Regions from separate parts of the Homo sapiens genome. Here region 2 is linked to region 1. A link is an interaction called in ENCODE POLR2A ChIA-PET data of the cell type or tissue named here. Cell type or tissue: Caco-2. All regions are shown on one strand. Links, peaks and the distances in the headings refer to the core of each region. The heading gives the core; the rest is flanking DNA.

What was found. ChIA-PET counts read pairs that join two places held together with the same protein. Peaks named below come from ENCODE experiments on the same cell type or tissue, not always from the same donor. Only the 100,000 strongest peaks of a DNase experiment are listed, where the experiment ranks them.
Region 2: POLR2A ChIA-PET joins it to region 1 with 17 read pairs; 2 of 35 experiments call an interaction of 5 or more read pairs at or near these places.

The regions. Positions count from the first base shown.
Region 1 is chr14:75,766,745-75,782,782 of GRCh38, reverse strand. It overlaps TTLL5 (tubulin tyrosine ligase like 5), which reads right to left. Exons shown (of 32, transcript NM_015072.5): 21 at 10,929-11,049; 22 at 7,153-7,299; 23 at 5,933-6,036; 24 at 3,081-3,208; 25 at 210-296. Among named protein-coding and RNA genes, the nearest start is that of TTLL5, 110 kb to the right of the region's middle. In Caco-2, for the core only: no CTCF peak of the experiment used is centred there; no DNase peak of the experiment used is centred there.
Region 2 is chr14:75,639,402-75,656,595 of GRCh38, reverse strand. FLVCR2 (FLVCR choline and putative heme transporter 2) reads right to left here. Exons shown (of 10, transcript NM_017791.3): 6 at 17,134-17,194; 7 at 15,536-15,641; 8 at 15,303-15,414; 9 at 14,698-14,753; 10 at 8,429-10,195. The coding sequence ends at 10,124. It overlaps ERG28 (ergosterol biosynthesis 28 homolog), which reads left to right. Exons shown (of 5, transcript NM_007176.4): 3 at 1,620-1,710; 4 at 4,707-4,825; 5 at 4,962-6,805. The coding sequence ends at 5,041. Among named protein-coding and RNA genes, the nearest start is that of ERG28, 13 kb to the left of the region's middle. RefSeq lists an enhancer at 7,956-8,250. In Caco-2, for the core only: no CTCF peak of the experiment used is centred there; DNase peaks (open chromatin) are centred at 8,135, 8,315 and 8,745.

The DNA.
Region 1 (16,038 bases), core at 61-8,060:
AATTTCTAAACTTAAGAAAACGAAAAAGTCTTTGGAAGGAAAATAGCTTATCAATAGATAAGAGAAAATTCTAAGGGAAAAGGAAAAAGAAAAATATTTCTTTGGGGTAATGTTCCATGCTTTAGAAATATTTAATATCTGATGACTATTTCCTTCTTTTAGGAAATTATCAGAGAGCAGCAAATCTAGGTAGGTTTGAAATCACTCACGAGATAATTTATCAGAATGAATTTCTGTCGTCTGTTGCTGTTTAGGTGGCTTTATTTTCACTTCTTCCATTATAGTCTCAGGGTGATCTGAAATAAGAAATAATGAGCTTGGACTCTCTTATAATCAATTGCAAGTCCGCTGTTCTATACATAATTTTATTCCCAAAAATATAACACAACTGCTAATCAATGCTGGGAAACATGGCACGTCTCATCACACTTTTCCAAAGATGAAGACACCCACAGCCCTAAGGAGTAGGCAACCAATTAAATGATTCCCAGCTATTCCCAATCCCAGCTACAGTTAACTGAACTGGCGAACGGTACCTAAACCCAGGGCAGCCATCCACGGACAGCCAACAAGCTAGGGCTTATCTGGAAAAATAATAATAATAATAAGGGCAGTCAGATTTATGCCAGGAATTCAGACTGAGGGTTCTAAGAGATCACGCTGGTTGGTGGTAGCCCCTGGAGCCAAGAAGTTACAATATATATGGAGCAGCGAAGCTACCCCGAGACAGCAAGAGCGGTCCCACTATTTCTTGGCATAATACCTGGATACTACGATGGCTCTGTATCTTAAACTCCTCAGCTTTTTTTTTTTTTTTTTTTTTTTGAACAAAGTTTCACTCTTGTTGCTGCCTAGGCTGGAGCGCAATTGCGCGATCTTGGCTCACTGCAACCTCTGCCTCCCAGTTCAAGCGATTCTCCTGCCTCAGCCTCCTGAGTACTTGGGATTTACAGGTGCCTGCCACCACACCCGGCTAATTTTTGTATATTTAGTAGAGACAGGCTTTCACCATGTTGACCAGGCTGGTCTTGAACTTCTGACCTCAGGTGATCCACCTGCCTCAGCTTCCCAAAGTGCTGGGATTACAGGCGTGAGCCACCATGCCCGGCCTAAACTCTTCAGTTTTACTGGAGATAGGTTGATCAGTATATTCAATAATAGTATCACTCTAATCAATTTTGACATTAATAACTAATTTTTTCCACTACAGAATTTTGAAACAGAATAGCCAGAGCTAATCATATATAAAAATATTCCAAAATCTTTGTCAAGGGCTAGAATCATACAAAAACTTAAGAAAGGCCATTTTATAGATCATCTTTCAGAGTGAAAGAATAAAGACATACGAATTTTCTCCCCTCCATCGCCAATAGCAGTGGTAACACTGTCACACACTTGTTTGTTCATGTTTGAAATGACTCCAGATACTATACTATCAAATGTCATAATGTTGTTTCCTTGATTGACGTCTTCCTACTGCCCCCGCCGGCCAGTTATCCTTAACAAGTTTACACAGGTATGGATCTTATGTAAAGGTAGTCCTTAAAACACAAACCCTAGAATTTTGAATGACCTATCAGTATAAAAGATGTCGCCACCACATGCTGTTAGGGCTTCCACATTACTGCCAGGGGAGAAGTTACTAGATGAATGTCCATCTAGGCCCCTACCTCCCCAAATTAGCACGCTTTTCTCTATTCCAACCTTATTACAAGAATTCCTTTGTCTCCCTTAGCCAAAACTCTTATAGGAGTTTTTCAGAGCTTCTGCCAGCTTTCTTATTCTATTCACTCACCTGACTTTTACCTACCAGACAATAAACTTTATAAAGTTAAAGACTGTGACAGTCCTGGTCATTGTATCCCTAGCAACCATGAAAATGCCTAACACATAATAGGTGCTAAGTAAAAAAAAGTATAGAAAGAATGAATGAACAGGTGAATGAAGTTAGAAAAACTCAAAGAAAAGGGCTGGATTCAGGACTTCCAGTAATACAATAATTCAATCATACCATGAGTTAAACAGGCTTATGTGGATTGGCCTATGAACCAAATCAGTTTTTAAAAGATTAACACTGTTTCTTTGGGAAAATTCATTCCACATTTTAAATGACCAATCTTCCTGGCTATTTCCATATTAGATTATCATAACTTAAGAGCAGGGAAGAAGTCTCCATCTTTGAATCTAGTACTTAGCACACTGACAACATCAGTAGGTTGATTACCTATGCCTTAGGCTTCCATCTAGGTTTTAAGTTAATTTTACATTTAAAGCACAGAGCTTTGTTTGTAACAGAATGTCACTGCTATTTTTTTTTATCATGGTGACGTGAGCTAGACAGCCACATCCATATTCAATTCCAAAATCCCCAACCATGGAATCCCCCAGCAGTAAGAAGTTTTAGAAACATGTAGGGGCATTCTGGATTATCACAATGGCTGGCGGAAGCTAATGGCATGTCAGGCTTGGAACCAAGTATATTAGACTTCCCACCAGGTATGGAACAGCCCCACACGACAAAGAATTCTCCTGCCCAAAATGCCAATGATGTTAAGTTAGAGAAAGTAACAAACTTGACAAGAGTCAGAAATAATCATTAAGAGAGACAGAAGAATATATTAAGAGCACAAACTTTGAGTCAGGCAGGCTATGTATCAAATTCCTTGTCCCTGCACGATAAAGAATAACCTTGGGCAAGTTACTCAGTCTCTTTTAGCTTATTTTCTCATCTGTAAAGAGGTTCTGTAGTAGTGCCCACTCTATATGGTTTTGGGAAGTAAAAAATAAGACCATGTCCAGCAGACAGAAAGATAAGTGTTCACTAAATATCAGCTATTATTAGCTTTTCTTGAAAATCTCTCTGCTGTTAATTATCTTGAAAAAAAATCAGACCATGCCCTTCTTCTGCTTTTAGGACAAAAAGTACTGTCCCCCATTCTCCACTCCCTCCCCAAGCTGCAAAGTCTCATTACCTTGGGGACTATTAGTGCTTAGCCAACACATTATTCCTCATTCTCCTTTGCATTTCTCATTTCTTCACTTGTTCTTCTTATTTTTCGTTCATTAACCAGTATACTTACCACCTTTTGCCCCACTATCAGAATAATTGTTGTTGTTCTTAGAAATTTTAGAGTGAGTCCCCAGGAAGACACTAGCAGACTTGTTCTTTTGGGTATAAAAAGTCAACACCTCCTCCAGTTCAGCCTCACTGAAATGAGGAGAAAAAGTATGGTCAGACAGGAAGCTATTCTGGAAAATCTTTCCACCAGATTTTATTATGAAAACAGAGCAAGCTGGAAAAGGGAAAAATGAAAAGCACAAGCTGAAAATTCCCTATTAATAGGTGGTTAAAATAAAATATAAATGAAAGCAATCTAAAAAATTTAAAGCATAAGGCTTTATTCATCCCGCAGTGAATTTTCTAGATCTACACTGTCTAATATGGTAGCGACTACTCAGTCATATGTGACTATTTAAATTCAAATTAAATTAAAGATTCTTTTCCGTAAACTAGCCACACTTCAAGTGTTCAGTAGTCACCCACAAAAAGTTCTATTGGACAGCCACATTCTAGAACAGGCGGCAAACAACTACACACTGTGGGCTAAACCTGACCAGCGACTTGTTTTTATGGCCCCCAGCCAAAAATTTTTTAAAATATTTTTAAAGAATATGCAAAACAACAATAACAAGACAACAACCACCACCACCACCACCCATATGTAGCCCACAGAGTCTGAAATGTTTATTATCTGGACCTTTACAGTTTGTTCAGCTCACTTCTAGATAATTGAAGTACCTTCACTTAAAGAGCCACTTGTCATTTTCATTGCCTATGTCAGAAATAAGGAAATCCACCAATAACCATAGAATTCCCTAACCATCTATATAATGCACGAGACTAAAGTATATCATCTCTAAATCACTTCAAATTACTGAAATTATATGCTCTTTATGAACAGCCACAAAATAGAAAGTATAAGGAAACAGATGAGAGGCTAGTGGATTCTTCTATTGAACATATCACACATGGACTTTAACATCTGTAGCAGCTTCTCAATGGCCTTTTTCTTTTCTTTTTCTTTTTCTTGAAGCTTGGCTACGTTCTAGGAAAGTGGCTATTAAGTGAAGAATGCCTGCATTATCACAGAGAACCTATATCCCATCTTCAGAAAACACACTCTAACCAGAACCTAGAAACCACCTTTATGAATCTCAGCGTAAACCCTAAAGTCTTCAAAGTAGCCAAATGCCACAAGATAAGTCTCTCAAGTGACTATCAAAGATCTACAGCTGAGGGTGCAAACCTTTGCCTGTCAGTGTGTTTTATTTGGCCCTTCACAGAATACTGAAAGGCAAAGGTTACGGTTGGTCAAAATACAAGCTGCTTTATATCTGTCTTATCCTTTGCCCACTTCATAATTTATGTTTTCCTGTCTGACTCCAGCAAGTATTTGAATTTACCAGCCCTGAAAAGTATCCATGTACTCAAACCAAACTTAATAAAAGAAGAACTGACGTCACCACATTATTTCCCAACAATCAACACCTAATCCCCAATCAGAAGTAATTATGTTCCAATGCATTTTATCTCCACATCTATATAATTAGTTAACAATATGTTATAATTCATTTTTAGTGTCCAGTTAGACTTGCTTGGGAAATAGTGTTCTTTTAAAGGCTGGGTTTTTTAAAATATATATTTTAGGGATTTTGAAGATCCTTAGGATAAACCTGAAAATTATCTTTTAGCTTTAAAAAGTAGAGCTATTTTCTGGACACAATCTGTTTTTTGTTTTTTTTTTTTAATCCTTTTCTGTTTTTATAACGTTGATGAGAGAAGCTGTTACTATACCTGTTTTATCAATCATATTACTTAAGACTCAAAAATGTCAACAAATAACACCATACAATTATGGACTCCTACAAAATGATATATTTGTTTGCTGTAAAGCGCATGATAGTGAGGTCTGAAAAGGGTATTAAACAAAGATTATATTATGCTGGTGATTGATAAGCTCCTACCCCTACCTCATTTAACTTCACCAATCAACATAGGGTAGATTTTCTACTGATTTTCTCCCTATTTGTGACTTTGACAGTTGAAGCCTAAGTAATGGGGCTTACTGTTTTTTTATCCTATTTTATTTTAATGGTTTTGCACATCTCTCTATTTAGAAAAAAATCCTCCAGTGTAAGTTTTACAAGATTTAAAATTAAGTGCCTTTGTTATCTCTTCCTTTGTAAGCCAACATAAATGGACAAAATGGCCTGGCTGACTTTTATCAAGATAGAGAGATGAATATCGAGATTTTCCATTTCTAAAGGCTAACCCTAAGCATGAAGAACTTGTTCTATTTTATATAAATTAGGTGTAACCCTCACAGAGTGGAGAAATTGCAAATTCCTCAGCCTACTCAATGTAGGCAAAATGTGGTCATTTCTACTCCATGAGTAGGTCAGGGACAAATTCAGACCCAGTAAATATGAGATGCCTCTAATTTCAACTTTCCAAAGAGCTCTCATGTGACTTCAAGAGATGTGCACTGTGAAGGCTGTCGAGAACTACAGCCCTGCTACCCAGCAGTAATGTTTTGATAACTGAAGCCATGAAAATAGCAACATAATTGGCTAAGATATGGAGAGGCCAAACCCATACAATCTTTTCTCCTTCTGAGAATGATTTCTTTTTTCATCATTTAGAGACAGGGTCTCACTATGTTGCCCAAGCTGGCCTCGAATTCCTGGGCTCAAGCAATCCTCCTGCCTCAGGCTCCCAAGTAACTAGAACTAAAGGGGTGTGCCACTGTGCCCGGCTTTAAGAGTGATTTCATTCACATCCATGTATCAGAAACAAAGGAATGCTGGGTACTCAATGAGCATTATGGAAGATGGAATAAGACAGCTTTTATCAATCAAGAATGTCTACTACCTTGCTTGTCTGATGAACTCCTGAAAGTTTTCCATATTCACCCCATCTTCCTCTTCTTCCTCAACTTTCTTCTTTGATTTCTTTTCAGCCATTTGTTCTGTTTCCTACCCAGTGCCCAAACCCCACAGAAAAACAACAAGATAAAACTGACTCCTAATAAATATGCACTTCATCATGTAGTTTCAATAGCCTTGAGTTAATCTGTCCTTATAGTAAAGACATTTAATTCTTGTATGTACTTTTGCCACCTATAAATTTGACATATTACTTTTGGCCATGATTTTGTAAAACATTTTGAAATTCCCAAGTAAAAGTTGCAGAATGAATGTAAATTTTAATCATGTTTTTACTTTCTACTTACACAGCCCATTGATTAAAGAGGTTTTTATAGTAGCTTAGTAATATCTATGATCACCCTTGTAGCTTTAACAATATGACAACAGAGACACAGTATTTTGTTCCAATTAGGAGAGGAAAGACAGATCTTGGAAGGTACTCTTATACCAGCTTCCATACTGAATAAATTCTTCACTTATATAAGACATAACAAAATTCTCAACAGATCTGGAGTAAATTGTGGCTATGAGTTTGGTGCACTGATATTCTACCAACAATTCCATGCAACTTTAGAAAAGCCATTTAAATTTCTATCAGCTTTTCCTTCTGCAAACTGACCAAACCTCCCAAACCCAAACACCCAAAATGATATTTTTAATGCATTCTGAGATCCCGGGATATAGAATGCTTTGCAAAATATTCTAATTAAATAGTATATTTCTTGGGCTTGACTGTAAAATTCTGTAATGTATAAAATGTTTTAAAGATGAAAGTATAACTCGTTCAAGAAAGAATATGTCATTACATTCAATCCACAGCTCAAATTTGTTCTCCAATGGTCAATTTGCCACTTTCTACAGGCACTAACAACCGTGCAGACTCACACAGCCTAGGATTCATCTCAGTGCTCAAAAGGAATATGCCTTTTGATAAGAATTAAGAATTAACTATGGCCACTGGGCCTTCAGAAGTAATAAATAGTTTTTCAGACCAGCTGAGTTAAGGTGTGGGGTCCTGCTTCCCCTAACAGTAATACATAAGGGATGGTGATGCCAGAGAACAGAAGAAGAGTGTCTCCATCCAGTTGGACAGAGGCTTCTATCTAGTCTGTTTCTGACAGTGTATGGCAATCCAAAGCACAAGACTAACAGAAAAAGACTTACCTTGTTGTATACAATGATAAAGTCACCCAGCTGGTGGGCCAGGATTCTTCTGCGTTCCAGAAGTGCCAATCGTCGACTGGGTAATACCATCCTCAGTGAATGCTGGAGGTTATTTGATGCTCGCTTGAGGAAACGAACAACCAGCTCCTATAAATTAAAGAGTCGTGGGAGAAAAAAAAAGGAGGGATGGTGCTAAGCAACAGAAGACAAGCTATGAAGGCATTATATAACAGAGATGGAAGAAGACATATATTACACATTTCAACAAACAAGACCCAGAACAAAAAGGTTAGGTATAAGAAGCATACAGAAAGACAAAACAAAAATGAAAGAAACTTATTCCCTTCCCTCAATCAGCTGGCAATCAGAAAATTTAAATCAAGTATGTATGTAAATAACTATGTAATAAAGTAGCAGTTGTAAAAGTACCACAGTACATACACAAATAGCACTATTTAGGGAAGGTAGCATTCAAAGACAGGTAGTAGGAACTAAAACTGTGGAAGCAGATGAAAGTATCAAAGGTGAGAAGACAGAGAATACAGAAATATTCATATTTAGAGATAGAAAAGATGATGAAGTATCAGGAAAAAAAAAAAAAAAGTTAGAAACACCAGAAACACAGAAAACCAGGAGAAAATAGGCTGGGCATGGTGGCTCACACCTACAATCCTAGCAATTTGGGAAGCTGAGGTGGGCAGATCACTTGAGGTCAAGAGTTCGAGATCAGCCTGGCCAACACAGTAAAACTGCATTTCTACGAAAAATACAAAAATTAGCCTGACGTGGTGGCACACACCTGTAATCTCCGCTACTTGGGAGGCTGAGGTATGAGAATCACTTGAACCCAGGAGGTGGAGGTTGCACCGAGCCAAGATCATGCCACGGCACTCCAACCTAGGCGACAAAGCAAGATTCCATTTCAAAAAAGAAAAAAAAAGAAAATTAAGAGAAAATAGTGCCATGGAGGCCAACTGAAGAAAGGGTTCCATGTCAAATGCTTCCAAGAGGCTGGAGCTGGAAAGGCCCACTACAAAGACAAGGCCTTGGATCTGACCACTGAGGGATAATTTCAAGAAAACAGTTTCAATAAAGAGAGTACAAGAAGACATTAAGAAAATGCATGGGTAATGAAAAATATACGTGAAGAGTAGAAACTAATGACTTTAAAAGTGTCGTGATTAAGGCAAAGAAAGAACTATCACAGTAGTTTGAAAGGTAATAGCTTTTTTTCTTCCCCAAGAATAAGGGAGCTTTTAGAGTTGGGGGTTGTCAAGGAGGGCACAGTGGAAAGTTATTAAGGTAAAGAAAGAATACATCTCACAGAAGATGGGGGCAAAGGATTTTGAAATCTGAACAGATACCAATCAGATTACTGATGAAATCATAAATGCTTCAAAGAGAGATTTTATAAGGCCAAGAGCCTTAAAGATGTTGTTGTCCAAAAACCACAATAAAACTGCCTTCAGATGATAAATCTGGGGACGTTCTGTTGATGTGCCTTCTGTGAGTTATGAGATAAGGAATCTCTAACCTAAGCTGGAACACAGAGGCCAACTCTACATCTACCTTCCTCAAAAGCAAGACCACTGCTACAATCATCAGGGAATGGGGTAAGGCTTGTACTCTCGCTCTCTCTCTCTCTCTCTCTCTCTCTCTCTCTCTCTCTCTCTTTCTCTCTCTCTCTCTCTCTCTCTCTCTCTATATATATATATATATATATGTATTTTTTTTTTTTTTTGAGACGGTATCTTGCTCTGTCACCCAGCCTGAAGTGCAGTGGTGTGATCTCAGCTCACTGCAACCTCCGCCTGCCAGGTTCAAGCAATTCTCCTGCCTCAGCCTCCCAAGTAGCTGGGACTATAGGTGCGCACTACCACACCCAGCTAATTTTTTTGTATTTTAGTAGAGACGGGGTTTCACCATGTTGGCCAGGCTGGTTTCGAACTCCTGACCTCAACTGATCCACCCGCCTCAGCCTCCCAAAGCGCTGGGATTACAGGCATGAGCCACCGCACCCAGCCTAGATATATTTTCAAGAAAGAATTCACAGAACTGGTATTAAGTTTTGTAGTGATGATCCTCAATATTCTTGTAGAAAGCCCCAAAGAAATACTGTGTGAATTCCAAGCCAGCATCCGCAGTGGTTATTCTTTTTTGAACTATTTTTTTTCTTCTTGAATTTGATTTTGGTTCATTGTCCTTTGGTGCCAATTTACTCCAGCATAAGTGAAACAGCCTCATAACCAGAGGGTTGAATTTCATAGTTCTACTCTGCTGTCTTTACTATAGGGTGGTTTAAGCTGTTATATTAAAACATTATTTTTTTCACAGTGGAGCAGACAAACTGACTCTCAAAAAGGCAGTTTCAATTTTCCACTTGGAAAGAGCAGAGCTAACATTTTCCACTGATGGTTGAAGGATTATTCACAACACACAAGGTTTTATCTCTGGGTTCCATTGGCTACTTTAAATTCATAAGTTGTTTTCTGGGATAACCAACATGTTTTTACAATAAGCCTGGCATAAAGACTTGCCTTTTGTATGTGGAGGACTAAAAATTACAATAAGGTCACCACTGAGTGGAACAAAGAATGCAGCTTTCTCAGACTTAAAGGCCCCTCTCCTTTTGGTGACAAATCCCTGTTATTAAAAAGAATATGGGGCCAGGCGCGCTGGCTCATACCTATAATCCCAGCACTTTGGGAGGCCAAGGAGGGTGGATCACCTGAGATCAGGAGCTTGAGACCAGCTTGACCAACATGGAAAAACCCCGTCACTACTTAAAATACAAAATTAGCTAGGCTTGGTGGTGGGTGCCTGTAATCACAGCTACTTGGGAGGCTAAGGCAGGAGAATAGCTTGAACCCAGGAAGCGGAGGTTGCAGTGAGCTGAGATCGCACCACTGCACTCCAGCCTGGGCGACAGAGCAAGACTCTGTCTCAAAAAAAAAAAAAAAAGAATATGGAAGGGCTGTGGCTTCTTCCATAAACTCTGACCTTACCAAACAGCTTAAAGCTCCCCATCATTCTGATTCACACACACAAAACTGTCCTAGAATACTGAATCCCAGGAATGTTCAAATGACTGATATACAGTAAAAATGATTATACAAGTTTGATTCTAGCAATCTAAGAATCTTAAGAGGTTACAACTAGTAAAGTAAAAAATACCAACTTGGAGGATGGTATATTCTGACAGGGCCTATGATAAGGTGATGACTTTCAAAGAGCTAATTTGACTCCTCAGGACAGAAAATAAATGCTTTACAATGCATGAAAGCAATGGAGGAGCAAGTAAAGTACATCTGAGTTTAAGTTCTGGTTTCATCACGTATAACCTGTGGAACCTTGGCTTCTCGAGGTCTTTGTTTGCTCTTCTGTAAAACAGGGATGATAATGCCTACCTCAGAGTTAATAATGTGAGGTTGCTTGAGAAAAGACTGTAAATTGTTATTCTTTTAAAGGGCTTTGCACAGGGCTTCACGTCCAATGAGAAATCAATTTCCAATTCAAAATGAAATACATTGATGCCTTCACTACATGGTGTAATGAACATAGCTCCAGGTCAAAGATTTGCTTCACATTGAAGTATAAGAAATAAGTATATATAAATCTTGTAAGTATAGATTTATAAGAAATCTAAAAACCTTCTTACATAATAATCCTTTCACCAGAAAAATATCGCACTTTACCCTAATAGGAAAAAAAAAAAAAAATACAGAAAGAAGAAAGAAAAAGGGAAAGTAAAAAGGTTTCAGTAAGAAAAGCCTTACCATCTGTTCATCCTCTTTGGCAGCCCAACTGGCACTGAACGTCTGACCGCCACTGTCTTTCATCAGGCGAATTTGAACATGCTGGAGATAGGCAGAGAATGCTATTCGGGCCTGCATTTTGCTATAGAAATCCAAAACAACATACCGTTATGTGACAGAAGTGTAAAACTACAAAATGTGTACTTGCTTCTCTCCAAGTGGCCTTTGAGGATGCTTCTATTATGATGGCTAAGAAATATGAAACCCATCTTACAGCCTGTGAATAAGGATTCCTTCTAAGCAGTACATGAAGGTTTTTCTTTTTAAATTTCCTATTAAAAGAATCAGAGATGGAGAATCCTATTTATTTTCTCATTATTAGCATAAGGGAAAAAAAGAAGAATAGAAAATTAGATTTCTTACTCCTTCTCTTTGAAATTTTTTTTTTGAGACAAGGTCTCATTCTGTCACCCAGGCTGCAGTGTAGTGGTGGAATCTCAGCTCACCGCAACCTCCATCCTGCTGGATTCACGTGATTCTTGTGCCTCAGCCACCCAACTAGCTGGACTTACAGGTGCACACCATCACACCCAGCTAATTTTTGTATTTTTAGTAGAGACGGGGTTTCACCATGTTGGCCAGGCTGGTCTCGAACTCCTGGCCTCAAGTGATCCGCCTGCCTTGGCCTCCCAAAGTGCTGGGATTACATATAGGCCTGAGTCACTGTGCTTGACCCTCTTTGAACTTTTTAACAACTTTCTTGGGGGAACAGACAGGAGAAGTACTCAATCTTCACAAAAACCACTGTATTAATGAGAAAATGTTTTTTACATTTGGAGGTCCATAAGAACTTATCAGTTAGTACAAAAGCAAAAGTGTGGATTTTGCAATGGCAATTAATATTTCTAGTATATAAAAGTGTCCAAAGCAGGAAATAGATAAATCCTATAAAGGGACTCTTAAGACCAAATTTAAGGCCACACTGTTCTCAACTACAAGATGGAATGGCTGGAGCCCAGAGCAAATGAGGGAGGTCCAACAGAGTTTGGCACAGATGAACTGATGGGCCAGGCAGGACAAGCCCAGATGTTCAGTGGGCGAAAGAAATCCTCAAGTCTTGTGAAAAGCACCTTAGCAACATCATTAAAGAACGCAGCTATTTTCTGCCTGGTGGCCTAGGCTGGAAATAAGGAAATCTGATCAAGCTATAGTTTGGAAGACAGAAGTACCAGAGAGACACTGATGATTTTCACCTCAGCTGCTGTTCATGGCAGATCTGTTTTCTTTCAGGCCAGATTTTGGTTACTTCAGCTGATCGGCCTTCTGATACTGTAGCCAAAATTATATCAGCGAAGATTAGGGCCCAACACAAACTTTGTTTACAATCCCCACAAATGCAATCACTGAATGCTTTCTACTGACTGTTTTCACAAGGTTAGGAGGTAGGATTTGGCTAAAGTAAGCTGCACATCTTAAGAGGGCTCCAGTCTAGCTTCCATGTGTATGTTGGAGAATTGGAGGGCAAGGGAGTCAGGCTGGGGAGAAGATTTGCTTTTGAGAGTTTAATACATAAGAGCTTCAGAACATGAACTAAGAATAAGGCTACATCTTTGTTACTAGCAGGGATGGTTTTTATGGGAGCATAATATGGTTTTGAAATAATACACTTATATTTTCTTTTTTTTTTTTTTTTTTTCGAGACAGAGTTTTGCTCTTGTCACCCAGGCTGGAGTGCAGTGGTGTGATCTTGGTTCACTGCAACCTCTGCCTCCCAGGTTCAAGCGATTCTCCTGCCTCAGCCTCCCAAGTAGCTAAGATTACAGGTGCTCACTACTATGCCCAGCTAATTTTTGTATTTTAATAGAGATAGAGTTTCACCATGTTGATCAGGTTGGTCTCAAACTCCTGACCTCAGGTGATCCACCCACCTCAGCCTCCCAAAGTGCTGGGATTACAGGCATGAGCCTGCACGCCTGGCCATAAATGTACATTTTCAACTGTTCCTCAAAGACAATAATTATACTCTTGTTTACCCAGAGAGCATATATCACTTTACCCTGAATCAATCCTATAAGCTTTGTCTCCACAACAAATTATTCTCAAGTCAAAATAAATTTAAAAGATCCTCAGTTTGGGTCAATAAATTCACCTACAATATAATGAGCAAGAAATAGCATGTTTCAGACACCTTCAAATGTAGCAGAATATCCAATTCCACGGATTCATCCCTTTATACTAAAACTTGAAGATCTTTTAAATAAGGGGATTATTGCTCATAAGTTGAGACTTCAATCATTGTTTTGTTGTGAATCACTGTTGCAAAGCAAATGAACAAATATTGAGGTTTCCATTTCCATAAACGTCACGAATGTTAATTCTGAGACTGTCTCTAAGGTATTGGACACATTGTTCAGCTAGTCACTTGCAACAAACCCCCCAAAAGATGAAAGAATAAAAACCAGAAAGAATAAAAACCAAAGAAACCTATTTTAAAAAACAAAAGGTTATGCAGATGCTCAGTATATAAGATATGCAACAATGACGCGATCCTTAGAGTTTTGAACCCTGGCTGTGCGTGGACTTTCCCCAAACCCCTAAGTAGCCTCTGAGACACTTCACCGAACAATGAGCAGCTTTAGGGAACACAGTCTGAAAACCACTGATTGACACTAACGCAGCCTGCAATTTTAACAGTTTACTCATTCAAAGCGAGAGCCACAAGATTCATGAAGAAATAATTTATTTCTACAACAACTAAGCAGAATGTTATTGCTGGAAAGGACCTTAGAATACAGTCCAGTGGTTTTCAAATGCTCTATTTTCAATTCAGTGAAATCTTCTTTCCCTCTAGGAAGAAGTTTGAAAAAACACTTGTCTAACTCCACATCTTGGATTGACAGAAAAGGAAACTGAGGCCTATAGAAGCTCTTTGACTTGTCTATGACCACACGGCCAGTTGGTAGCACTAAAACAGCCAGAGCTCAGGTCTTCTGACTGAGTTTAGCATATTCTATTCTCCACTGACAGAACTATTCTTATTCTCCATGACACTGTTCCAAACCTTAACTCTATCCCCTGCTACTCCAATGTCACCCTCCAGCCTTTCAGTATAAGAACTGGCCTCTAATTTAGAAATAAAGACTATCATGCATAAACGGCTAAACTTCCTTGCTCTTAAACTTCTGTCAACTTCATTCATCCCATAGCACTTTCTTTCTGACTGATAGGAAGAGATACTCCCTCCTCTGGCCTCTTCCCACCTTCCTTTAGTACTCTTCTCTACCAATATGTCCATTTCTGCATTTCTAATCCTCTTATCCTCAAATCCTTCCCCTTAGTCTATAAACAACCTCCAGAACCTCTTCTCAAAAGAAAAAAAAAAAATCCGTTTCTTTTAGCTGGCTGTCTCCCTGATGCATTCTTACCTTCCTTTCATTGCCAAACCCTTAGACAGTTAGTTCACACTTGCTTTCTTATTTTCTCCACTCACAACTGGTCTTCCACCTACTCAGTTGGCCCTAGGTCACAAATCCAGAAGTCTCTTTTCACTATTCATCCTAACTAGGGCTGTTTGAGGCTCTACAGACCTGAAATGCTCATTCTGCAGCTTTTACCATACTACTCCTTCCTGATCTTATGTCTATTGCTCTAACTGCTACATCTTGACCTTTTTACTGACTTACCCATTGAACAGTGGTATTCCCCAGGGCTCAATTCTTTTTTTATCCTTGCTGAACCAAATAAATTTGTGAACAATCTTATCCATTCGCAAGACTTTACCTACCAACTATACAATCCTGTTCAACCTTGATCAACAAAGCTGTCCACCTGTCTATTGGACTTTAGCCCAGAACCCTTCTTCCTTACTACATCTTAAATCAAACTCATTGTTTTTAACATGAAACCAACTCCTATGTTCCTTATATTGACCAAAGGCACCACCAAGTTTCCAAATGTGAAAAACTTAGTCTCATCAATTTTACTTTGCAAATTTTACTAAGTCCATCCCATTCTCTCCACTCCTAAAGCCATTACTCTGATCAAGGCCTTCATCTTCCTGGCTCTGGACAATTCTAACAGTCCCTAACTCACCCCCCTGCCTTTAGTTTCACTATCCCACAATGCAAGCACGATTTACTTTCTAAAACAAGATCTCACCGTATCATTTATCTGCTTAAAAGTCATCTAGAAAATAAAGCTTAGGCTCCTCTTACGGCCCTTCACAATCTAACAACATCCAATTTTTTAGTCTCATTTCTTACCATGCTCTTCTCCTTATATAATTCCTCTAGTCTGTATTTTGTAAACACACCAAGCTCATTACGATGTCTGGGCTTTTGTACTTGCTATTCTGCTGGGAGTATTCTGCCTCCTACTATTCACACGACTGACTCCTCATCATTCAGGACTTACCTCAAAGGTTACCTCTTCATGCCAGATCACTGCAATTAAGTAACTCTGCCCAATTACATTCTAACATTACACCATCTTATTGTCCTGACAGCATTTCTCACGACCTGAAATGACCTTGTTTCTTTGTTAACTGTCATTCTTCCCCACTAGACTGTAAACTCCAGGCCTATCTTGGTCCCCACAGTAATGTGATATGGCCTAGCACAACTGGCATAGGGCAGGTGCTCAATAAAAACTCACTGAGGGACTTAATGAATGACTGTATTATCACACCTCTATGTCTTTTTTTTTTTTTTTTTAAGATGGAGTTTCACTCTTGTTGCCCAGGCTGGAGTGCAATGGCACAATCTTGGCTCACTGCAAACTCCACCTTCCAGGTTCAAGCAATTCTCCTGCTTCATCCTCCCGAGTAGCTGGGCTTACAGGCATGCACCACCACACCCAGCTAATTTTGTATTTTTAGTAGAGACAGGGTTTCTCCATGTTGGTCAGGCTGGTCTCGAACTCCTGACCTTAGGTGATCCGACCACCTCGGCCTCCCAAAGTGCTGCAATTATAGGTGTGAGACACTGAGCTTGGCCACCTCTACGTCTTTATTGCCTCTACCTAGCACTCCCACATTTAACCATCACTTCCCAAAGCTCCTGAAACCCTACTCATCTGTCAAGGCCTGATTCAAATTTTCCCTCATCCATAATGCCTTTCTAGCCCTCCCAAG
Region 2 (17,194 bases), core at 4,492-12,491, 130 kb after region 1:
GTTTTTCTGCAGTGTCTGAGTATAAAATGAAATTAAGTAGGCTAAGGCTCATTTTAAGAAAGCTCAAATATAATAAGAGTAAAGAACCTGGGAAAGTGAGCAGAATAATTCCATCTTTTCACCTTCAAATGCTGCCCTCAGGTGGTCATGGAACCCTATATAGATTCACACATTTTTAGAGGTCATCTGGTCTAGCCCTTTGAGTTTAAAGTTGAGGCAAAGAGGTCCAGAGGTCATGTGACTTAAAGGCATATAGCTGAGCAGAACTTTATGTGTGTGTGTGTGTGTGTGTGTGTGTGTGTGTGTGTGTGTGTGTTCAGCCAGCACGGAAGCTGAGGCTGCCATCTCCCTTGTGATCTAGGGGCCTTCATGGTACTCTTCTGAAAGTAGCAGTGCTCTAAAGTGTCCCACAGAATTTCACCTCATACCTAATCTGGTTAGGGCTGGTTGAGTACTCTTAACTAGAGAAACGTCCTTAGTCTTCTCATTATCAAATTGGTTTATAAAGAATATAGCTATCCAGGGCTAATGCTAGATATTTGGTTGGCATATGGAATTTTTTCTCACTACCATCTAATGGTCTTCAGTATTGTGAATTTGGGAGAGCTGTCTGATTTTCCAAAGGCTGGAAAAATCCTTAAAGCCCAAGTAAACATTAGTAGACTTTTCAGTTGTCAATTTTGTCCCTTAAAATTTATCTTACTCAGCAGGTAGTAGACCAGCAAAGGAAGTATCTTTGCTTTCACTGTTTTGGCATCCCCGAGCCACTGGATGCCTTAGCTCAATGGTTTTGCATTTAAATTACCCAAACAGGGAGTTTCTAGAAAATACTTATGCCTGGGGCCCTCCTCCAGAGAATACGATATAGTTGGTCTGGTACCCAGGCCTTGTAATTTTATAAAACTACCTCAGTTGATTGTAATAAATGCCCAAAGTCAAGAACCACTGTTATGGTGGAATATGACCTATACTTTCAGGACAAGATATTTAATACAGCAATGTCAGAACAAAGCTACCAACAGCAGGATGCCCCCAGCAAACACCAAAGAAACAGTGCTTTGTCCCACTGCCATGCACACAGGAAACCAACCTGGTATTGGTTCATCCAACAGCATAGATCTGGATGCAGGAAGAGACCCAGGCACTCACATATCTTAAAGACCATATATGGGCATCTAAATTGGTCCCCAGTATCTCTGAGTTCTCTCCTGGATCAGCCTTGAAAGTCTGCTGGCCTCCTGGGCATCTTGCATTTCCAGATCAGTCTCTACAACGTTCCCCAAAACCTGTCCTGATCCAGACCCTCTAGGCTTCCAGGACAAAAGGGGTAAATTACTATATCTAGGAGTTATTTGCCTAACTGGGCTCTTTGTGGGTTTCCACTCTTGGAACTTCCCTTCCAACTGTAGACATTTGAAGAGAATCTGAGAAGTTCTCATTCTGGAATTCCTTCTATTCCTTCTAGTTCCCATGTTGCCACTAGGACCTCCATCCTGCCCAGCCACAGAGAGGTCAGGTCCAGCTCCCTATCTCCCATGAACCACCAGTGAAATAGGAGGAGTTTGGAAGGAACCTCAAGTCTCCCCTTCTGAACACTCTTGCTTTTTTCTGCTACACAGTGAATGGCCTCCAAGCTCGGACCTTTGGGATCTGGACGCTGCTCTCATCAGTGATTCGCTGCCTCTGTGCCATTGACATTCACAACAAGACGTATGTAAGGGAAGGAAGAGCTTTAGCATCCTTTTGTTGGAAATCAGATGCGAGGCATACCTGTTACCTTGAGTAATGGGAACTGTTAATCATTTTAATGCATTAGCTTAGAATGTGAATAATAAAAAACTCACAGGTTACATTCCCTCCAAGCCTAGAAAACATAGTAGACCTAACAGGTCTTCATTAAAGTCTGAAAATTCTTTGGAACTGACATAGCAAACTGGCAGGCCATTATCCAGTGGCCTGCATCATGCCCCTCCACTTCTTTATGAAAGAATCAGCCCTTCTTCTACTAAAGAAGTAGAGTGGTATGCTCTTTTTAGAGTAGCCACCCACACATACCTTTCTCACATTCCTCCTTAAGAAGCAGGAATGAACAGAAATCACAATCCATGAAAAAAGAGGAACCCACAAGTAAACTGTTGTATGTGTATGCAGCATCAGCAGGTGAGGGTGAAAGAGAAGCTAGGGCTCCTGAATCTACCTGTCTTGGGTACTCAAACAGACCAGGGTGGAACAATTGCAGGCAATCAGAAGCCATAACCAGTGCTGGCCACTAGAGGGGGCTCGAGCTTTCTTCCCAGCGGGAGTCATCATCACACTCTAGGTGGAAACAGTTTGTTCAGGTCACCGAGGGAGGCTATCTGAATGCCAACTTCACATTAAAATGTTTTTCTGTCTTATCCAGGCTCTTGGCATCTGGGGAAAACAGGAGGCGATAATATTTATTGAGCCCCTCTTATTATGCTGAGCTTTTATCTACGTGATCTTGATTAAGTCTTTTCTTAGCAGCCCTGGAGGTCATGATTTTCATTCCTGATTTTGCACATCTAAATATTAGAGATACAGTTAGTTTAAAGAAAGACTGACTCAAGTGAGATTTGAAGCAGGGCTATTAGCCGTTTGATCTCTTCAACCTTATTTTTTTTTTTAATTTTTTTTCAAACTTGAACCTGCAGTTTACTTGTCCTAGAATGACACATACTTTTGGAAGCAGTGTGTTTAGTTCTGGGCCCAGTTCTGTTGGTAACTAGCTTTGCAGTAGCAAGTCCATTATTCACCTTCCTTGCACCTTGGCCTCTTCATCCATAAAATGAGAATAGATATCTGTTCTACCTCTCAGGGTGACTAAGAGGAAGGGAGGATTGAACAATCATTTTAAAGACCTGTACCACAATGAAGAATTGCTGATGAGTATGAGGGATATATCTTTTGATTGTTGTGCTTTTGAAGTGAGCGAAGACAACCCAGACTTATCTCTTTTTTTTTTTTTTTCTGAGACAGTCTTGCTCTGTCACCCAAGCTGGAGTACAGTGGCACAATCTCAGCTCCCTGCAACCTCCACCTCCGCCTCCTGGGTTTAAGCCATTCTCCTGCCTCAGCCTCCCCAGTAGCTGGGATTACAGGCGCGCACCACCATGCCCCTCTAATTTTTGTATTTTTAGTAGAGACAGGTTCTCACCATGTTGGCCAGGCTGGTCTCGAACTCCTGACCTCGTGATCCACCCACCTTGGCCTCCAAGGTGCTGGGATTACAGGCTTCAGCCACTGTGCCCGGCCTGACCCAGACTTATCTTTACCTCAGTTACCATTTACTTTCACCTCTCCCCACACAGGACAGCTGCAAACGCTGACTCCTGTTTCTAGACCTTTCTAGCCTAGGACTTTGATCGATGCACTTCTGATGTGCATTCTGATCCTATTCCCTCCCTAACTAGAGACTGAAAGTCAACACACATACATATTGTTTCCACAATGGGCCAGGCGCGGGTGGCTTCTGCCTGTAATCCCAGCACTTTGGGAGGCCAAGGTGGGCAGATCACTTGAGATCAGGAGTTTGAGACCAGCTTGGCCAACATGGCGAAACCCCATCTCTACTAAAAATACAAAAATTAGCTGGGCGTGGTGGTGTGCACCTGTAGTCCCAGCTACTCCAGGAGGCTGAGGCAGGAGAATCACTTGACCCAAGAGGCGGAGGTTGCAGTGAGCCAAGATTGTGCCACTGCACTCCAGCCTGAGAGACAGAGCAAGAGTCTGTCTCAAAAAAAAAAAAAAAAAAAAAAAAGGTGTAAAAATATGCACAGGAGAGATACAAATCAAATGTAAGATACCAGTTACTTGTGGGGATGAGGGAGAACAGACTTAGAGCAGGATAAGTATACACAGGATGATTTAACTCTTCTCTGTAAGTTTTTATTAGAAGAGTCTGAAACAAAATGTCAAGATGTTAAGATCTGAGGGAGCTGGGTGTTGGTTGCATTGGTGTTCATTATAGTGTTCAGTAATTTTTTTGTATGTTTGAAGTATTTCATAATTTTAAAAAATTTTATACTAAAAAGATATCAGCAAACAAAGTGGTCAGTCACCTAGTAGCCTGTCTCTTCTCTACCTTATAGTCAAAGCTGAAAGATAAGTTCTTTTCCCATGAGGTTGTCACCATGTCCTCAATGTGACTACTTTTCTAGGCTAAGGCACAAAGTAACCAACGTATATTGCAAGAGCATCTAAAAGCCCCAGAGGTGTCCTTGCTCCTTACTCCCCATGAGGCCGTTCGTTCTGTGGCATCCATCTTATAAACACCGACAAGTGCATGGCCAGATGCCTGCCAGGTGGGATTAGACTGCAGAGTCAACCAATTTGGATAAATAGAATATGTAAGCGTGCTGGATCCAAAGTTGTCTACACTGCCTGCGATTGTCATCATTCAGGCTCTGCTTTGCTATAGCTGAGTTCACCACTTTGCTGAGACCTGGACGTTCATTCTGGATGCCTGAACCATTCTCCTCTCAGTTTAGCAGTTGAAACCTTCAGTTTTGCCCTAGATGAGAATATCGTTGTGATCAAATAACCAGCTCTTCCTCAGGAACAAGTGTCCTTTCTTTTAAGTCTTAATGACATCCTGGGTTCTTATTTGTCTGTATGAAGTCTGATACTTTTCCTCTGTTCTGAACAAACAGTAACTTTGGTTCCCATTTCTGTCTGCTTCCTTATAGGCTCTATCACATCACACTCTGGACCTTCCTCCTTGCCCTGGGGCATTTCCTCTCTGAGTTGTTTGTCTATGGAACTGCAGCTCCCACGATTGGCGTCCTGGCACCCCTGATGGTGGCAAGTAAGCATCCAACCACCCTAGACCTCCTACAGGAGCTGTGCCAGCTCTAGAGCTAGTACAGAGGGTGGACACAGGAGAGAGAGAGAAGAAAGGTACCGTATGTATGTTAGTCACTAGTCTTTCCTCTGTATTTAAGGTTTCTCCATCCTGGGTATGCTGGTCGGGCTCCGGTATCTAGAAGTAGAACCAGTATCCAGACAGAAGAAGAGAAACTGAGGCCAGCATTATCACCTCCAGGACTTTCTCGTTTTCCACCTTGGCCATCTTCTTCCTTCGTCGTCTCTCCTCTTTAATTTCTTTTCTATTCCATCATCTGCCCTTTTATTCACTTTTAGCCTCTTTTTTTAATTTTTAAAATTTAAAGATATGCATACTGAAAAGTATATAACATGTACGTACAATTTAAAGAATAATTTTAAAGTGAATACTACGTAACTCCATCCAAGTCAAGAAATTGCCAGCTTCTCGGAAGCCCACTGTGTCTCCTTCCCCTACCTGCAACCTCTTCCAGGCTCCCTTTTCCAGCCTTCCCCTTTTTCCCTTTTATTTTCATGCCTTGATTTGACTTGTGTGGTGGGAACATGTGAACTATGAAACTTAAACCTGCTGCCCACCCAGAGCAGCTGTGACCAAGGGCTGCCTCAAGGGGTTGTCCACGCAGGTTGGGCTCCTCTCTGCTGCTGGACCCAAGACTCTGAACCTTCCAAGGGACAGGCAGTTCTTCTAAGAAGGGCTCCCCTGTGTGTGAGCAAGACCACAGCTCTCCTTCTATCTACAGATGCATGAGGGTTGGAAGAGTCTGGGCTGTTTTTAGACCTTCTGGTCAGCTGTATTTGTGTAACAACTTTTGTAATAAATAGAAAAACCCTCTGCTCTGATCAGTTCTTGTACTTTGACCTCTGCTAAGACAAGAGCATGGCTGCCTCCTCTGAGCCCTAGGAGAATCACAGCTTTATGCCTGATTGAATACACCATAGTGAGTAGGACAGCTCATGACACAGGTCAGCCTGGCTGCCTCCGGCTCCTTACTGTCATTTGCTCATTCCTCTTGTATTCTTGAAGTCAAATCTTCTTTTTTCTCACCTTCAAGAGTCTGCGTTCACAACTAAACACTAAGTGCCCTTTCTTATTTCCTCCTAAAGAAGAAACAGATTCTTGAGAGAGCAGAGACAAAAAAATAGAACTAGGCAGCATAGATGAAACAACTGCATGACATGGGAAGAAGACAACTAAACCCCGAGGAGAATGCACTGGAATGGACAGTTGCTCTTAAACCCTACCCAGAGGGCCTCCCCCAGCTGGACCCTCATACACAGTGTGTGTATCCAAAAGGCCATTGCTATTTCAGCAAATATTTGTTGAGTACTTCTCCATGCCGGACACTTGGGAAAGAGAAATGAACGACACAGGCAATGCCCCTGCCCTGTGGGCCTTATATTATAGTCAAGGTAACAGAATCAACAAGCCAACACAAAAATAAAGAACTTCAAATAGGGATAAGAACTCTAACAAACACAAGGTATTTTGGTCAAGAAGGAATGTGGGGTGGGCAGTGGGGAACGTAACTTAAATTAGATCATCAGAAAGTCCTCCCTGAGGAGATGGGATTTTTTTGTTTTTTAGAGACAGGGTTTCACTCTGTCACCCAGGCTGGAGTGCAGTGGCACAATCACACCTCACTGCAGCCTCAACTTCCTGGGCTCAAGTGATCCTCCTGCATCAGCTTCCCAAGTAGCTGGGACTACAAGTGTGTACCACCACATCCAGCTAACATTTTTGGGGGTGGGAAGAGATGGGGTCTTACTATGTTGTCCAGGCTAAGAGGTGGGATTTGAGCTGAGACTTGAATGCCCAGGAGTTAAATGTCTTAAGATATGGAGCAGGCCGTTAGAAAGGAGGGAGCAGCAACTGGAAGGTAGAATAGTCTTATTCAAGGAATAAGAACTATGTAATCACAGCATGGTGAAGAGTTAGGAAGTGAAAGAAAAGGTCAGAAAAGGAGGCAAGGGGCTTATAAGGGTGTGATAAGAAGCTTGATGTTTACACTTAAATACATTGGGAATTCTCTTATCAGTTAAGTCTCTTTAGGTGAAAGGACAAAACCTACCTTAAACTAGCTTAAACAATAAAGATAGCTGGCTCATATAACTGAAAAATTACAAGATTAGCTTCAGGAAGGGTTTGATCAAGACTCCAGCTCCATTTCTTTACGATTCTTTCAGCACTACCTATGTGTGCTGGCATCCTCAGGCTGACTTCTTTTATGGTACCAAAGTTGGTTGCAGAAATTCCAGGCCTCATATGCCCAGAACACTGTATCTAGAAAAATATCTCAATGGTAAGAACTATCTTTTCTTTACTTGTCAGCTATATTGTTAGGAGGCAGTAAAAAAGCAGTGATGACAGTTAATGTTTGAACACAGATCCACATGAAGACCTTATGAAAGGAGTGAATGAAAACATTGGATGATTTAGGTCCTCTGAGCATGTGTCATGAAAATGTGATGCCCTGGCCGGGTGTGGTGGCTCACGCCTGTAATCCCAGCACTTTTGGGAGGCTGACACGGGCAGATCATGAGGTCAAAAGATCGAGACCATCCTGGCCAACATGGTGAAACCCCGTCTCTACTAAAAGTACAAAAATTAGCTGGGCATGGTGGCGTGTGCCTGTAGTCCCAGCTACTTGGGAGGCTGAGACAGGAGAATTGCTTGAACCAGGAAGGCGGAGGTTGCAGTGAGCCGAGATTGCGCCATTGCACTCCAGCCTGGCGACAGAAAAAGACACCATCTCAAAAAAAAAAAAAAAAAAAAAAGTGATTCCAGATTAGTAAAGGCAGGGACCCAAAGGATCTAAAGAGATGTACAGTTAGAGTATTTAGCAGACACTATGGATATTAGATTTCTTAACAGCCCAGGCTTGGGTCCCTTCCTAGATCATTTAAAATAGAATCATAATATTGTTCCTCCCCAGCTACGAGTTGCTATAAATATGATGCTAGAATACCACAGGCACAGTACAACTCTCTATGGAAAGAATGTACAGAACACAGATGATAGTAGCAGCATATTCAAGTAACACGCACAAGGTGATCACAACTGGGGAGGGATGAGTAACAGGACGTTGGCCAGTTAGGAAGAAAAATGGTAACGCAAGACTGCAGCTGCTGGGACTGAGCCATGGGCCCCAGCCACAGCAAGCTGATGCATGGCTGAGGTAATCAGAGAACAAACATTTCAACCACCCTTTGAGGCAGAGCCAGAAACAACAGTGGACTCTCTCATCAGCAGTCACTCACATTCCAGCGCGTACACAGCATGGAAAGAGGTCAGGGTCGTGCTGGATGTTGAGTTGCAGTCCCTCCATGTAGGCAAACAGTAACCTTTACAGCCTTGTCTTTAAAAAATATCCCTCCCAGATGGTAAGGTCTGGCAACAGTGAGATGCTCCTGTGGAAGACCACAGTTGCTGCTTCTCTAGCCTCACACTCCCCCGCCCCAGCCCAGCCCTTCCCCACACCTAAGACAGGAGCCTCAGGAATGTGTGACAGTCTTGCAGGGACTTCTAAGAGCCATCTCTGCCCCACTGAATGATAAGGCAGACCACTTTCTGAGAAGTTTTTATTGCCTCGAAATGTCAGATCTTACAAATAGAAAACACAAATTATGTTTTTAAAATAAAGCAATAGGTTTGGTAAACATTTTGTTAATACCTTTTGAAGGGTTTATGAGTAAACATCTTTCTCTTTATCAAAAAGTAAAGCACACCCTCACCTCTCTTCCACACTGACTCACTACTTCTGCCGAAAACGTGGACTTCTTTCTTCTATTACATACAGCATGTTCCTTGCATCCATTGCTTGAATCTGTACAAACACACACACACACACATGCAGACACACACAAACCTGGCTCCTCTCAGGCAGTGGCCCAAGCACCACAGTATTGCAGCCAGCACAGGCTGCCCTGATATGCTGAGGCCAGGGCAGTGGCTGGAGCAAGACAGCACAGTGGTCACGATCACAGTTGCCCAATGCATAGGAAAAATTACCAAAACCTCATTTTTAGGAGATATTACCAAAGCCCATGAGTACAGCCAAACAGCAGGCTAGATAGGAAAGATCAGCTTGAGTTGGTTTAAAGGGAATCCCTTTAAGTTTAGAATATCTGATAAAGATTATCGCTCAAAGCAGGTGAGGAGAGGGGTTGGTGGTGCAAATACTGTCCCCAGCAGAGGTGAGATAAGCTTTTAATTCTAACAGGCTCAATTCCCATTTCAAGGGGCACCTTTCCTTCTACCCCTTCCCTCTTATCTCTCAGAAGCACCTTTGGATTTTCAGAGTAGAATGAATCAAGATTAGTTTTCAGCAAAGGTTAGAGTAAGTTGACGGGGATTACCCTGCCTTGGAATAAAACAAGCACTTGGGCTGATGGCTGAGATTCCCAATGCAACATCAAGATAAAGGCATCAGAGGTGACTGTGACACACAGAAGTCCCTGGGGAAGTACTTCTGTAAAAAAGAACCTTCCCATTCCCAACTCAAGCTACCAGAGTTCCCAAATATGTGCTTTCACAAATATACTCAGAAGGTAGCCCCCAGCATGATCACACCTAGGTAGGTAGCCCTCCTGAGTCGGTATCTCTGTCATGGCCACAACAAAGTCTTTTGTCAAGTTTATTATGGTTGGTTTGCTCAGCTCTTAGGAAAGAGGGTTTGGAGACAGACCCGTTAGGCCAGGAAAATTTAGGCCCACAAGTCCCGGTGGAGCTGTTCTGATGGAGTTGTTCTAATGGTGCTTCCTCTCCTGCAGAACTTGAGCAATCAGTCCGATGACCCAGGAGATGACCCCGGCAGAGCAGCTTGCCACTTATTAGAACTGGGCTTCATGAGAGGCTCTTAGGACACTGGAAATTTCAAGTTAATATCCTGAATAGGCTTTCTTCCTGTGAAAATTTTGCAGGCATTGTCCACGATGGATGGAGGAAAAGAGGGAAGGCAAGAGACCAAGCTAGGATTGACTCCAATATTCTCTGCCACCCTGTCCCAACACCAACTCCCATAACCTAAAAGGGGGTGGAGGTGGGAATCAAATTTGCATTTGGTGATAGGTGCAATTTTCTCCAACTAAATCATCCAAGCTCTTACGTGGGTTCTAGGAGGAATAGGCCATCCATGCCACAAATAGTCCCACTGATTCCCTCCAAAAACATCTCTAGCGAAGCCCTTTGTGCTGGCGGTGAGAGCTGTGCTGAAGGAAAAGGTGGGGTGTTCGTGTTCCCTGAGTTGTCACCACCTTCCTCTCAGAGATGATCCTCTGACACAGCAGTGGGCACTTTGCTGGTGTTGCTCTCCTCCTCCTCCTCTTGGAGTTTCTATAAAGCAAAACAAACAGGCAGTGCTGTGGGTAAAGGCACAGCACTCCACCCTGGCTGGAGCAGCTGCCTGGCCATGACTAATCAGTGGGGAATACAAGAGCCGGGGGCCACTCAGCATCCCAGAGAGCCAAGAAAGAGAACAAGAAAAGAAGCAACCAGCCCCTGCCATAAATGCACCCACAAACACACACCACCCAACATCATGAGGTCATCAGAGGGAAAAAGGGGCAAGCTTTCTATGATGCCAAGGCCACCACAAATGATCCAGCTCCGAGTGCCACTCTTTCAGGCTCACTCTCGGGACTGAAACAGAAGCAAAGCCCCTTTTCCCTCCACATTCTGACAGCTGAAAACTCACCTCAACTAACCATCAAATCACTGTCCAAGGTGCCAGGTCTGCGATTCCCTTGGAATTTCCAACAACCCCCACTTGGAGGCAGCCCCAGGATGAGGAATACTTTTTTTTTTTTTTTTTTTTTTGAGATGGAGTCTCACTTTGCTGCCTAGGCTGGAGTGCAATGGCGCGATCTCGGCTCACTGCAAACTCCGCCTCCCAGGTTCAAGTGATTCTCTTGCCTCAGCCTCCCAAGTAGCTGGGATTATAGGTGCCCACCACCATGCCCAGTTAATTTTTGTATTTTTAGTACAAACAGGTTTTCACCATGTTGGCCAGGCTGGTCTCGAACTCCTGACCTCAGGTGATCCACTCACCTTGGCCTCCCAAAGTGCTGGGATTACAGGCGTGACCCACCGCGCCCAGCTGAGGAATACTATCATAATGAACATGCAGTAGATGCCAAAGCAGCATGCATAATTGCATATGTAAGCTCAATGGCTTTAGCTTTCTAGGGGAGGGATGGCACAGGATTCATTTACAGGAAAGTCTTCTAAGTCACACTTTTTAGGTGAGTTTGGAATTCAACATGGCCTGGAAATTATCCTGTGGGGCCCCTAGGTACATACTGCCAACCTGGGCCTTTGTCTACTGTTTTAAGAAGTACTTTGTCTGTGACCTCAAGGGTTCTTCTGATTCACAAGAAGGCCTTGGGCACAGGTGCAGCACCACACAGCCAACACTACTCAAGGCCTAGAGGACATGCACAGGGCTAAGACAGAAGCCAATGTCAAGTGGACAAATGGTGCTTTCTTCCCCAGGGAGTGTCTCAGTGCCTGTTTGTGGTAATGGAGACAGCTGTAGAATCCAACCTTCCCATTCTCAATCTTGCTAACACTTGGCATCAAGTCAGCCTCAGCCATGAGGAGCCATCATTCAGGAAACTAACAGCCTATTTCAGTCACTTAGTCTCCCCTCTCTCTCTGACACACACACACACACACACACACACACACACACACACACACACCACGCCCGCCTCCTCCAAAGCCATCACCTGGAAATCACAATCACAAATGGGAAACAAGTTAGTGGAGACAGAAGTGCAACTACTGTCTATGTGCTAGAAGAAAAATGGAAACCCAAACCAGTAAGATGTTCATAGTCAAGGTCAATCATTACCCTGTCCCAGAAGTCCCATCTCTTTTTCCCTAAACTATACATCTCACTGATTAGAAAGAGCAGGTCTGGCCAGATCTGCCGTGTGCCCAGTCTTCACCTGACTCTGACAATGAATTTGTCCACAGGTCTCTGAGTTACACCAGCTGCCATGGGGTGCGTAATGTCACGGCTCCAGAGGAGGGCTGCTCTGTGATGGCCCTGGCTTCCTTGCTGGTGTCAGTCCCAGCATGACTTTGACCCCCCATAATACCATGCTGCCACAGGTGCCAGGGAGGTCTACAGACACATAGTGAATTATCCAGGGACACAAGACAGGTGAGCACCATTTATTGGAACCTAAGGCTGTTATTCCTACTCAGCGCTATTTCCAGCACCCCACACTCAAAAGAGACTGAGCCAACAATTGTAACCTTGATTAACAAACCTGGTCCATGTACACAAAGAGCTGGCTGCAAGAATAATGAAATAGTGGAACAACTGAAATATTGAGTGAGATGGAAATACACAGTAGACATGAGGTTGTGGTATAATGTAACACTGTAGAAATGTTATCAAGCTATACTAAGTAAGCAGGGTAGAAAACAAAATATACGCAAGCATGTCCATAGATTACAACACTGGAAATGCTACTAGGTTATCTCTGGGAAGCAGGATTATAGGTGATTTTTATTTTCTTTGTTTGCCTATGTCTGCCAACATAAACACAGGTTATAAAGTCAACACAGCAAATCTTATGTCACTTGACATAATACGTCACGTTCCAAACTGAAACCTTTCACTAGGCTATACATATATTTACCCAAGTGTACCAAATCATTTCTCTCTCTCTCTTTTTTTTTTTTTCGAGATGGAGTCTTGCTCTGTCACCCAGGCTGGAGTGCAATGGCATGATCTCAGCTTACCGCAACCTCCACCTCCCGAGTAGCTGGGATTACAAGCGTGCGACACTAGCCTGGCTAATTTTTGTATTTTTAGTAGAGATAGGATTTCACCATGTTGGCCAGGCTGGTCTCAAACTCCTGATCTGCCCACCTTGGCCTCCCAAAGTACTGGGATTACAGGCATGAGCCATCGCGCCCGGCCAGTGTACCAAATCATTATGTCCCCTTGTACACAGTGTGGGTGAAAAATCCATCTCCACAGTGGCCATACTATGGCCCTGACACAGAATTAAAGAATGTCATTCCTGCTGAAAGGCCTTCCCTGTCTCCCCAGTGAATTTCCTGTTCTAGGCTCCTTCTTCCACATGCTTTTCTGCTGCTGCCTGCCAACTCTAGAACGTAATAGCAAAAGACAAATAGTAAAGACCTAAAGATTATCATCTATCTGCCAACACAGATCCTTCAAACACTAAAAATATCCCTTACAGATATCTCTTGCCTTAGAAAATTGGCGAAGATTTTTCAAAATGAAAAATACTCAGTGTTGGCGCTCATATGACTGCCTAGCAATAGAAATTGCTAGTACTCAAAGTACCTTTCTAGAGGACAGTTTAGCAACACATACCAAAGTCTTTGAAATGGGCATGACCATTATTCCATTTCTCCAGGAAATATGGTACTTGAGAACATGCACAAAGATTCAGCTTCCAACATATTAATCACAATATTATTTGTAACAATTCAAAACAACCTTAATGTCCACAGACAGGAAAATTGCTAAATAAATCATGGCTTATCCGTATAAAGGAACACTATGCAGGCATTAAAAGTATGTTGTAGGCCAGGTACAGTGGCTCACTCCTGTAATCCCAGCACTTTGGGAGGCCAAGATTGGTGGGTCATTTGAGGTCAGGAGTTTGAGACCAGACTGGCCAACATGGTGAAACCCCGTCTCTACTAAAAATACAAACATTAGCTAGGCATAGTGGCGTGCACCTGCAATCCCAGCTACTTGGGAGACTGCGGCATGAGAATCACTCGAACCCGGGAGGCAGAGGCTGCAGTGAGCTGAGATTGTACCACTGCATTCCAGCCTAGGTGACGGAGCAAGACTGTGTCTCATAAAAAAAAAGTATGTTGTAAGAGACTAGTTGCCTGATAAAGTGCTTGCAATAAGTGAAAAAAGCAGTTTTATTTCTGTTTAAAAATATGCATTTATATACACACATTCATATATCCACGTATATATTATAAGTGGATACAGACATGCAGCAATCAATGCAAAAAAGGCATCTCATCTCTAAATGATGAAATTACAGGATGATTTTTAAATTTTGTACACTTTTCTGTATTTTTTACTTATTCTACAAAGAGCATGTATTACCTCTATAAGTTTTTTTTTAATTTTTGAAGAAATATCTTACCTTTGCTCTTTCTCAGATTTGAAATTCCTTTCATCATCACTCAGATTTGATACCTAACATTTTGTTTAAAGTGGTTCCCAGCTGGTTAGAACAGATGGAAAACACTTTTCTGTTCTAGGTCATACTCCTGGTCCTCTCCTCTGCTACCTCGCCAGCTCCTGCTTCCTGACTTGTCCTTTCAGAGCCCCACTGGCAATTCTTTGGCTCCGTCCCCATGGCCCTGCCTAAGGAGTTGTCACATGCCAGGAGAGTCACAGCCTTAGGGCCAGCACTGCCATGACAGAGTGGTGGAGCCAGGCTTCCCCTTCCTCCCCAGCCACTGACCCCAGGCTGAAAACAGTGGAGCCAGAGCCTCAGGACTCGGCTCAAGATCCAGTCAGGGGTGCTGTTCAGCAGACTGTGACAACGGTGACACACTCTGGGGATGAGGCCGGGGGCTCCAGAAAGAGGGCAGGAAGTGGGAGAAGAGTCCAAGAAAGGGTAGCAGTAGCAAGAACGCAATGCCAAAGATGCCCACTGAGGAAAGTCTTAGGATGCCATGTGTAAGGGATGAACTGGTCTCCCAGCTATGACAAAACCAGTCCCTGTGGGAGTTCTCCCTGCCCCATCTATGTTGCCACATCCTCATCAAAAGCCTTGGACCCCGATCTCAGCCCCACAAAGCTCCCATATACTCACGTTCTCAAGAGTTTCTTTGTTTGCTTTCTGTCTCCGGAGATCTGCCTTAATGAATGCTAAGGTTGATAGATTGAGAAGGAAGAGAGACAAAAATACAGTTATCACGTTCATCCGAGAGAAGAAACCTTCATTTCCTAAGGGTCACAGGTATCCCAAACTTACTTCAGATAGTCAAGAGAGCTGGTGACTGAGGGCACCATCAGCCAATTTGAGAGAGCCCGAGGATCACTGCCGTCCCTGACAGGCAGAAGCCAACAATGACAGTGGCCTTCACTTATGGATCAGGGACTTTGCACACATTGCTCTAATCATCACAACAATCCTCATTTTACAGATTAAAAACTGAGGTTCCCAGAGGTTGGTCCACTTATCCAAGGTCAATAGCTATGGAAGTCATTGTCACAGTCTGGGATTCCAACATGAGTCTTCTGGCTCCAAAACCCATGCTCATTCTACCAAAACAATGTGCTGCCTCCCAACAGATTCCCCAACAAACCCTTCCATCTGTCCCCCTACGTACGTACTCCCTATCTGTTGCTCCATCGAGACACTAGGGTCCCAAATGGCCAACCTGAGCCTCATCTTGCCCTCAGGCTCCAACTCACCAGTGAGGGCTGCTCCAAGAGTAAGGAACACACACAGGAAGATGTTCCCAGGCTTGGTTCCATAGTTGTCAATAATCTGGCCCTGGGAGATGGTAAAGATGATCCCAAATACCTGGAAAGGCATAAAGAAGATAGGAAACAAGGGCCCAGTCAACTAACTCATGAGGAAGAACTGAGCTGCCATGATGCAATGCCTTCCCAGCCAGGAAACAAACAGGAAATACGAGCTCTACCTGTGCAGATATGTTGAGGAGGCCGGAGGAGATGCCTTCTGATTCTGGGTACGTGAGCTCCACAGCAAACTCAAATCCCAGTGGGAGATAGCCAGTCATAAAGAAGCTGAAGACCAGACCAGAGAAACAAGGGGATGAAGAACTTCCAGAACAAGAAGGATGGGGAGCCCACCTCCTCCCCTAGGACTCCCTTTGCTGTTTTGTTTCTTCCCACCAAGACATACTAGGCCCTCTAATGATCTGGGCATCCTCTATGTGATCATACCAAGGAGACGGGCACCCCTGAAGGCCAGGAAGAAGTTCACAGGGAGACCTTGTGCTCAGCAGGCCTCTGGGATCCCTTGCTGCTTCTCCATCTTGCCATCAGTGACAGCCAGTCAGCATTTACAGAAGGGGCAAGGATGCCTGGTGTGTTCAACCTTCAGCTGAGAGACTATGTCCTGGGTACACAGGCCCTGTGCTGGGAGTGGGAACTTCCTGGATATTGAGCAGGATCTCCGTGGCTCTCTGGGACCTGGAAGGAGGAGCTTAGAGTCCTCCTTATTTCCATCCAGAGAGGAACCAGCTGAGGACTGAGTGCCAGCACATGCTCTCTCCCTCTTTCTCTCTTTCACATGCACATACAGACACACACACACACACACACACACACACAAACACTCATATACTGCCCATAGGAAAATAACTGGGAAGCAGAGCTGAACAAAGACTCCTGTGAAAGAGGTATTGTTTCCTATGTTTTCTCATACAACAGGTCTAGAAAATTCCAACTTTAATTTCTCCTTTTTTTTTTTTTTTTTTTGAGACGGAGTCTCACTCTGTCTCCCAGGCTGGAGTGCAGTAGTTCGATCTTGGCTCACTGCAACTTCCGCCTCCCAGGTGCCAGCGATTCTCCTGCCTCAGCCTCCCAAGTAGCTGGGACTACAGGTGTGTGCCACCATGCCTGGCTGATTTTTGTATTTTTTAGTAGAGACGCGGTATCACCATATTGGCCAGGCTGGTCTTGAACTCCTGACCTTGTGATCTGCCTGCCTTGGACTCCCAAAGTGCTGGGATTACAGGCGTTAAGCCACCGCACCCGGCAACTTTAATTTCTTACATTTTCACAATGCTTCTTGATGCTTTCATATCTATTATCTTTCTCAATCTGTCCAACAACTTGACAAGGCAGGCCACTATTATCTTTCTTTACAGATGAGGAAATTGAGGCTCAGAATGGTTAAGTGCTGTGCCCATGGTCTAACAGGTAGGCAGCAGCAAAACTGAGACCAGGACCCAGAGTCTCTGGTTCCAAGCCCTGTGTACTTTCCACAATCCCATGTTGTCCAGGCAAAACTGAAAAAGACTCTGAACAGGTTCTAGCCTCCAAGAGGTCGCGAAGGGTGTGCTTCATGCTTCATTCCATCCCAAAAGAACAGACAGCCCAGGCTGCCTTTGGAAGTACTACAAGTATTACCGAGACCCCTGGGCACCATGTCCATATCTCCTGAGGTCAGTTAGAAGGCAGCAAAGGCATCAATATTGCATTCTAGGATGCTGGAAGCTCTGGGAGCCATGGCATGGTATTTTCTAATAAATCAGCCAGAGGTGAAACTTACCCCATTGTGCCAGCAGTGATGAACACTACCCACAGGTGTCCCAGGTTCAAGGTAAACGTGT